3 separate regions of the Homo sapiens genome follow, and all the other regions are linked to region 3. The links are chromatin contacts, found by Hi-C or POLR2A ChIA-PET in ENCODE. All regions are on one chromosome and are shown on one strand. Each heading gives the region's core, a stretch centred on a gene start or an enhancer-like site at or near the end of the contact. The rest is flanking DNA. Distances are from core to core; before and after follow the strand shown. Region 1 has its middle 41 kb from the start of PAX5. Region 2 holds the start of PAX5 (paired box 5). Region 3 has its middle 57 kb from the start of MIR4475.

Region 1 (2,700 bases), core at 31-2,530, 310 kb before region 3:
TGTCTCTACTCCCCATTTCTCCTTTTTTTCTTTTCTTTTCTTTTCTTTTTTTTTTTTTTTTCGACACAGTATCTCACTCTGTCACTCAGGCTGGAGTGCAGTGGTGTAAACACAGCTCACTGGCACCTCAACCTCCTGGGCTCAAGAGATCTTCCCACCTGAGCCTCCCAGGAAGCTGGGACTACAGGCGTGCATCACCACACTGCACCTGGCTAATTTAAAACTATAAACATTTTGTAGAGATGGGATCTCGCCGTGTTAACCAGGCTGGTCTTGAATTCCTGTCTCAAGCAGTCCTCCCGCCTCAGTGTGAACCACAGTGCCCAGCCCCTACTTCTTGAAATCATGGGTGACAGCATGCACAAATATCCTGAAGTCTTTCTTACAGAGTATTTTCTAAAGAGACCAACATTTATTTGAGAAGGGAAGCACCTGTTCTTCCCACGGCAGTGGTAGTAGGACAACAATGCGCAGCTGAATTGGGATGAGGGGCCAGGACAAAGCAGAAATCTGCTGCAGAGAGCAGGAAAGATATTCTGTAGCAGGATCTGGGCAAGCGGCACTCATCCATATCCTTTGCATTGCAAAGAGAGGAGCTACCTCCTTCCTTTTTATTTTCCAGTTTATTGGTGGCTCCTAGAACCTCTGAGAACTAACTGATTTTGACCTCTTAACAGTTGCCTTTCAACTACCATTCATTTACTGCAAGCCTACTGTGTAACAGGCCCTTGCTAACCACTTCAGATATATTGTCTCTTGTCCAGCTTCAAGTGACTCTCTTAGGGAGGGATTAGCCTCACCTCACTAGTATGGAAATGGAGACTTGGAGTAATCAAGTGACTTGCTCTGAATTACACAGCTGGGAAGTGGTGAAGCTGGAATTCAACTCAAGTTATGTCTAGATCTAAAACTCATGCTCTTTTCTATGCTCAAAGCTGCATATCAAAACTGAACTTTAGCATGGAGTCTATGATGACTGGCTCATGTCTCTCCACCCAGCACCTAGCCCAAGGCCAAGCACAGAGAAGGCTCACAGTGGACACTTTTGGAATGAGTAGATTTTTTATGGAATGGTTGGTAAATGAAGGCCTGGGCACGGTGTGAACAGTGTTGTGGGACAGCAGAGGAGGGGGTAGTGGCTGATTAGGGGACGTGGAGAAGCCTCTGCAGAGGAACAGAAATGAGTGAGGCCTGGAGAAATAAGTAGTCAGACAAAGACGGACAATTCAGCATTCTCACAGCAAAGACCACTAACAGGCAATTCACAGAACAGGAAACCCAAAGGCCGTGAATAGGTGCTCTGCATCACTAACAGTCAGAAAAATGCAAATTATCTCATGCACAGTAGATGAGAATACAAACTGGAAAAGTGTGTTAGGAGAGCTATTTAATAGCATCTATCACAATTATAAATGAGGTATGTTCTTAAATGTGTGTACAAACATTGTGATAGAAAAAATGGAAATATTCATTAGTAGGGAACAAACTAAACAAGAACACATTTATACCATTTAAAAATATTATGCCACGTTTGGCTGGGCACAGTGGCTCACACCTGTAATCCTAACACTTTGGGAGGCTGAGGAGGGCAGATTGCCTGAGCCCAGGAGTTTGAGACAAGCCTGGGCAACATAGCCAGAGGCAGTCTCTAGGGGAAAAAAAAAAATATATATATATATATATGTGTATATATATATATATATATATATATATATGCACACACATATGTGGCATATGTATATATATGTATATATATGTATATATATGTGTGTGTATATATATATACACATATGTGGCATATATATACATATATATATGCCATTTTTAAAAGAATAAAGGGAATCTGCATGCACTGACATGGAAAGATTGCCAAAGACGTACACTTAAATGAAAAAAGGTAAATTGCAGAGCAGTAAGGATATAGTGTTCTCATTTTATTATGTTTTTAAAGGGTACAAGTGTGCCTGTGTATAGATATGTGTGTATATAAGTGCATAGACAAAATACTAGATGAATACCAATCGTTAACAGTGGTTATTTACCTCTTAGGAGGGGAGTAGGAATGGAGGAGATTGAAGAATGACTTTCACTTTAAAAAGTGAGATGTGATTCATTGAGAAAAACAGCACATTACTTCTATGGCATTCACATCAAAAGTGCGTAACTTGAATATAACCATGAGGTACACTCTAAAAATACTGGACTTATCTCTTCAAAACTGTCAGTGGCAGGAAATGCAAAGAAAGACCGAGGAACTGTACCGCATTAAAGGAACAATTGGCAACATCCAGATCTAGGTTAGAGGACAGTACTGCATTAACATTATTTCCCCAATTTTTATATTTACATTGTGGTTATGTAAGAGAATGTCTTGGTTTTATTTTTCAGGTCGAGCACACTGAACTACCTGGAGTAAAGGGGCATCATGTCTGAAACTGATGCTTAAGTGGCTCAGAAAAAAAATTCTGGGAGCTAGAGGGAGAGAGAGACAGAGGAGTGTGGTAAAAAGTTAACATTTTGGGGATCTGCGTAAAGGTATATGAGGATTCTTTGTACAGATTTTGCAATTTTTCTCCAAATGTGAAATTATGTCAAAATATAAAATTAAAAGACAAAATTAAAAGAATGAATGAGAGTTTGCTAGGTAGAGAAGCAGGGGGATCTTCTGGCAAAGGAACAGGATAAGCAAAAGCATCACAA
Region 2 (2,860 bases), core at 227-2,726, 270 kb before region 3:
ATGGCCAAAAATCAAATCTCGGGGTAGGGACACGGGCCCGCAGGCTGCAGGGAGGAGGCGGCGCTGGGGAACTGCGCAGACCACTTGGTGGGGGGGCCGCCCGGGAATCCACAGCCACATTTCCGATTGTGGCGAAATCTGCTCAGTGGATATGTGATGTCCAGTTGCCGCCGGGGGCCCCCCTTTCCTCGAGCTCTAGGCTCTTCCCCCTAGGTTGCGACCCAGCCTCGTGACCACCCCCTCCAAAAAACAAACAACACTCTTGCTGAGGACGATTCACTCTCCAAAACTGCCATTGTCCGGCGGGCCAGGAGTCCTCCTACGGAGCGCTCCCCCGCCCTGGAGAACCTTTCCCCTGCGACCACCCCGCTGCAGGGCCCCACAGGCTTTCAGTGGCTAGGCCCAGCAGCTGAACTAACTCAAGGCTGGGGAGGGGAACAGGGAGGGGAGGCTTGAGTCTGGCCCGAAGAGAGAGGGCTGGACATGCCACACCTCTGCTCGGTCTCTGTGGATCTGATTTCCTCTCTGGAATCAAGTCCTGGGGCTCTGGGACTCCACAACGTCTCAGGGCTCGAGGGCAATGCGATTCCACTTATGGGCCGGGGTAAGGTGTCTGGAACTCCCGCCAATCTCCAGAAACTACTGAGATGTTCTGCTCTGCCCGGGTGCTCCAAAGCGGAAGCCCGGATTTCATCTCCAGTATTTCACAGCTTAACCTCCATGCTCTGGGCCAGAATGGAACTTGATGTGGGGAGGGGTTCTGGGACTAGAAGACTGGATGGGACCTGGGGGCTTTAGGGATCTGGCGCTGCCCTAGGGTCAGGGGCCCAGCAATAGTCAGGACCCCAACAAATTGGGGTGGGGGTTGGATGGCTGGGAACCCTGGGGTCGGGCGCCGCCCTAGGGGTGAATCGGAGTAAACCGGAACGTCGCCTCGGTGCCTGGCAACACTGCCAGCCTTTGCAACCCCTTTCAAAAGCACCTGCTTGGCCGAGCAGTTAATTTCTTCAAAAACAAAAACCCGGCCTGCGCTCGTCTAAGCAGCGGGGTTTGCACATGGAGATGTCACAGGCCCCGCGCACAGCGCAGAGGGCCGCGACCCCCAAGCGCATGTCTTAATAGAAGGTGCGGCTGGAAGACCCGGGCTCCCGGGCTCCGCTTCGGTCTGCCCCTTCCCGTAGGTGCGCTGGCTAGCGCCCGGCGCAGGCTGAAGCCTTCCTTCCCTCCCCCCAACCCCTATAAAAGTCTGGGGCGGCGCGGCAGCAGCACTGCTGCTCTCCCGGCTTCCCGCTCTACTCCGGCCGGGCCGGGTCCGCCACGTCTGGCGCGCTGAGCAGGCCCGGCCGCGCAGCGCCTACCCTTTCCTCGCTCCGGGCCGGCAGTGTGGGGCGGCGCGCTGGGGGCGCGGCGTGTCTGGGGACATCTTGTGATGTTGGCGAGAACAGGACATGATCTCACATGGCGAGAAGCTCTTTAGTTCCTTAATCATTTCACGGTGCCTTCGGACGCTTTTTTTCCACCTAAAACGTTTAGTTTCAGCTCAGTGATCAGCTACCCCAGCTCGGCGGGGGAGCGGAAGGCTTGAATTATTCCGACCTGTGAGCGGCCCCTGGCACCAAAAAAAAAAAAAAAAAAAAAAAAAAAAGAAAAAAAAAGGCACAAAAAAGTGGAAACTTTTCCCTGTCCATTCCATCAAGTCCTGAAAAATCAAAATGGATTTAGAGAAAAATTATCCGACTCCTCGGACCAGCAGGACAGGTAGGACCGCGATACGGGCTCCAGATGTGCAAACTCCGGGACACGGCCAGGCCTTGGTCCCCACGCAGGGTGACCCTGGAGGAGGAGGGGGCGCGCCGCATTTTCGTAGAGACTGTCTAACTGCGGCGTGTTTGTTATGTTTTTTCACCTATCTGTTCACACACTTCTGCATCAGTCCAAATATCTGTGAGTTTGTCTGTGTTTTTCTCTGTTTCTGAATGTTCACGCTGGCGTCCTTCCGGGGGTCTGCAAGTTAGGGCCTGTGTGTTTATATAAGGGACTCAGTGTGTTCATTACAGTATATGTATTTTTAAAAGATGTAAAAATATATGAGTTTGTGTCCAAAAGTTGTTTGCCTGTGTGTGTGTGTGTGTGTGTGTGTGTGTATCTTTATACTCGTGGGGTATTCGTGTGTGTTTATAAGTTAGTACTTGTGTATATTCTTTTGGGTATCCAAAATGTGTGTCTACTATGAGTGTTATTTATGTAATTCGGAAATATCTGAGTGTACATCCACTATTTAAAGGGTCTGCATTCACCTGTTATATCCCAAGTGATTTTTGGATGTGAGAAAGAAGTGGCTACACTGACCTTTCCATTTTTGGATGTCAACGGCTGTCCGATGCATACACGCCAATGTTCACATTGTGTCTCTAGGCAAACTCCTAGACGTGGGTCTGGGGCCTATGGAGATCCGTGGTGTTTAGCATGTGCATTGTAAGGCCCAGTGTCCATTCTATTGGGAGATAGGACCAGGAATGAAGGTGTGAATTCAGGGCATGCAGCCTCTTGGTGTGCAGTGAGCACTGTTCAGGCTACCATTTGTACAAACAGGTCTCCTGTGGCAGGCACAACCTTGCAGATGACAGCGGACACCTGTAGGGTTAGTTGTGACATTTCTAGGGACCCCCAGCCTACATTCACTTTCACCTAGACAAGCCTCTGACACTGGCGTGTGTATTTGTGTGTACACACAGACACACACACACTGTGTCCTCAGGTTTTATCCTGTGGGTGCCGCACCAGTGGAGGAGAGCACAGTGGGTGGATGCATGTGCATAGTCTGGGCATTCAGCTCTAGGGCCTGTATGCGCACAGGCCT
Region 3 (2,910 bases), core at 401-2,900:
TCAGTCCTGAAAGTCGTTTGCCCAAGGCCACACACAAGCTCATATATTTCTGGAGAGGATTAGGGATAATCTGTGCCTCTTCTGATGTACTGCCCTTCAACTCAAGGTTCTGGGTGTTGCCTCATCTCAAATTGCCTCTAATTGCCATAAAGAGGAAAATTCAGCCACCTCAACAGAAATCTTCTTGCTCTTCCCCAAGTTGTTCTACACACAAAGTCAGAGTAATTATTTGAAAATCACATGGTGCTTCCCTGTAAAAATATTCAGTGGCTTCCCAGTATCCCGAGAAAAAAACCATCTAAACTCCTATTATAAAAACATTCGAAGGAGTTCTGCACGGCCTGCTCTCCTCTGCTCTTACCTCGGACCTCCCCGTCTAGCCTGGCTGCTTCGCCCTACATGCAGCACACTCATCTCAGCTTTGGGGACTTCTCTCATGTTGTTCCCTCAGCGTGGAGACTTCTCCAACTGCCAATAGTGCCCTGCTCTCTAGTTCAGCTCAAATGTCACTTTCCCAGTATTGCTACCTGAATTATGCCCCATTATTTTGTTTCTTGACACACTTATTCAATGTGTAATTATAGAAGAGACTGCGGGTTTGTTTACTGTGTTTCCACCCATAGATGGTGAGGCCCATGAGGAGAGGGTCTGAAGGTGTTTCCTCAGAGCCCAGACCATTCACATAGATCACCGTGTATCTTCAAGTCTGCATTCTGAAAGCTCCCGTGTCACTAAAAGTATGACAAAATAAATGCATTATGGGAAAGAAACAGAAAGGAAGAGAAGGGAAGAGAAGAGAAGGAAAAAAGGAAGGAAGGAAGGAGGGAGGGAGGGAGGGAAGGAAGGAAGGAAGGAAGGAAGGAAGGAAGGAAGGGAGGGAGGGAGGGAGGGAGGGAAAGAAAAAGCAAAAAAGAGCGTAGACCAGCGCCTGGTACAGGAAGCACTGAATCCATTTTGTTAAACCAGAGCTAACCCTTGAAGGCCTCTTTCTAGATGAAAAGGAACCTGCCAGGCGCGGTGGCTCATGCCAGCACTTTGGGAGACCCAGACGGGTGGATCACCTGAGGTCAGGAGTTCGAGACCAGCCTGGCCAACATGGTGAAACCCGTCTCTACTAAAAATGCAAAAATTAGCTGGGCGTGGTGGCGGGCGCCTGTAATCCCAGCTACTCGGGAGGCTGAGGCAGGAGAGTCGCTTGAACCCGGGAGGTGGAGGTTGCAGTGAGCCGAGATCACGCCACTGCACTCCAGCCTGGGAGTCAACACTGAAACTCCGTCTCGAAAAAAAGAGGAACCTGAGGCAATGGAGACCCCCTGAAGGATGAGGTCTGGGGTTGTCACACAGGAAAGCAGCGGATGAAGGCGCAGCCCAGAGCCCTTCGGGGGCCTCTCAGGCCACCAAGCAGCCCGGGAGTCCCGACAGTTCGCCTCTGGGGCCTCAGTGTTAGGGACGGGGAGAGGCGGGGCTTCCTCCGCGGGGGCGGTGCCTCGGCCCAGTTCCAGGGGCGGGCTCTTCCTCAGGGAGCTTCCTCATTGGCTACCCACTCGCCCAATGAAGTTCCACCTCTCGGAGGTAGACGCTCTACCCAAGTGGGCCCCTCTCTATGGTCCCACTTCCTCCCGCCCAGAGTCTCCGGGGAACCACAACACGTTACCCATGGGCACCTGTGAAGCTGAGGCAACCTTCTGGACCCCAGCGCACGCTCTCGGCCAGCTGTCTTCCTGCTCGAGCCCCTTATGCACAGGAAGTCTCACTCCTCGCCGAAGAGCAGGTTCATCTATTAATTCAGTCAACCAACACGCAACACCTGCTGTGTGCCAGGCTTTGTGCAGGCGCTGGGGGCATAGGAGGTGATCCGGTTTCTTTCTGTGCATTCTCTCTTACTCTCTTAGAACCATCTCAGACACAGCCTGGGCTTAGTGACCTCCACGTGTGGGACATTCTTGTTTGCTCAGACGTCCCTCCTGGAGATCTCCAGTCCTCCTGGATGCTTGTCCCACAGTCCCCCTCCAGCACGACATGAGTCATTCGTTTATTTACTCAAAAAATATTTAGCGATCACCTACTAGAAGCCGACACTGTTGTAGGTTCTGGGGATGGCGCTGTGAACACGGCAGATGGAATTCGTACTCTCTTATATGCTGATTGAGCAAAGACAAGAAACAAATAATAGATGAATGTGATTGTTTGCCATGCAGTGATCACTGCTGTGAGGAATGAAAGCTGGGCCCCACGGAGGAGACGATGTTTCCGCAGATGGCTCTGGTCGAAGAAACATCAGTTCTCCCCACACCTGTTCCTCCTCTTTCTGTCAGTGGCGTCTCCAGTCTCTCCTGACCAGAAAACCTGGAGTCCCCAGCTCTTCCCCTGTGGACTCCATCCCATGTCCCTCTCGCACCGGCCCACTCCCTGCACGCCTTCCCGTCCTCCCCACCTCGTCTCTTCCCTCCCTTCCTCTTGTCTCATTCCTGTCCCCTTCTAACTCATCTTCGCCCGCCGCTGCCAGGGTCGCCTCCCATCCATAGCTGCTTAAAGACCTGCGGTGGTGACCAGGTGCTCTCGACAGAAATTGCATAATTCCAGCTTGATAATCAGTGTCCTCCACAATCTTGTCCTAGCTAGCCCCCCAATCTTATCCTTCATGACAATGTTTTGCACCCCCAGCATGGGGACTTGGCGGTATGTTCACAGCGTTTACCTCCTCTGACCCCCTGCTCGCCGCTAGTTTCCTCCTCCTGAAGGCCCTCCTCCACCCTTGGTGGCTAAGTGCCGGCGCCACCTGCCACCTGCGCCACCTGCCACCTGCCACCTCCTCCTCCGAAATTCCTTCCCTCACACGCGCACACACACATCACACACACCACAGCACACACACACCACACACACACACCACTCACACACACCACTCAC

Evidence for each region. Hi-C counts contacts between places; a loop is a spot of excess contacts on that map. ChIA-PET counts read pairs that join two places held with the same protein, here RNA polymerase II (POLR2A). Pooled maps may share reads with other maps.
Region 1: a loop to region 3 is called in a map of CD8-positive, alpha-beta T cell, with 13 times the contacts of the local background. The contact joins two enhancer-like sites. A Hi-C loop is called at or near these places in 1 of 168 maps with a recorded cell type or tissue (CD8-positive, alpha-beta T cell), 1 of 37 single-sample maps with no recorded cell type and 8 of 50 pooled maps.
Region 2: a map with no recorded cell type shows a loop between it and region 3 (6-fold over the local background). The contact joins the promoter of PAX5 here to the enhancer-like site in region 3. A Hi-C loop is called at or near these places in 1 of 168 maps with a recorded cell type or tissue (naive thymus-derived CD4-positive, alpha-beta T cell), 2 of 37 single-sample maps with no recorded cell type and 10 of 50 pooled maps. POLR2A ChIA-PET finds 5 or more read pairs at or near these places in 1 of 52 experiments (activated CD4-positive, alpha-beta T cell).

The regions. Positions count from the first base shown.
Region 1 is chr9:37,073,556-37,076,255 of GRCh38, reverse strand. No RefSeq gene overlaps it. Among named protein-coding and RNA genes, the nearest start is that of PAX5, 41 kb to the right of the region's middle. Within about 2 kb of position 1,280, at least 3 of the 41 ENCODE cell types and tissues checked have a DNase peak (open chromatin) inside an H3K27ac peak, as active enhancers do.
Region 2 is chr9:37,032,884-37,035,743 of GRCh38, reverse strand. PAX5 (paired box 5) reads left to right here and starts at 1,476. Exons shown (of 10, transcript NM_016734.3): 1 at 1,476-1,758. The coding sequence starts at 1,713. RefSeq lists silencers at 1-63, 1,144-1,323, 1,590-1,710, an enhancer at 764-813 and a promoter at 892-1,330.
Region 3 is chr9:36,764,776-36,767,685 of GRCh38, reverse strand. No RefSeq gene overlaps it. Among named protein-coding and RNA genes, the nearest start is that of MIR4475, 57 kb to the left of the region's middle. RefSeq lists enhancers at 1,656-1,815, 2,336-2,854, 2,855-2,910. Within about 2 kb of position 1,650, at least 5 of the 41 ENCODE cell types and tissues checked have a DNase peak (open chromatin) inside an H3K27ac peak, as active enhancers do.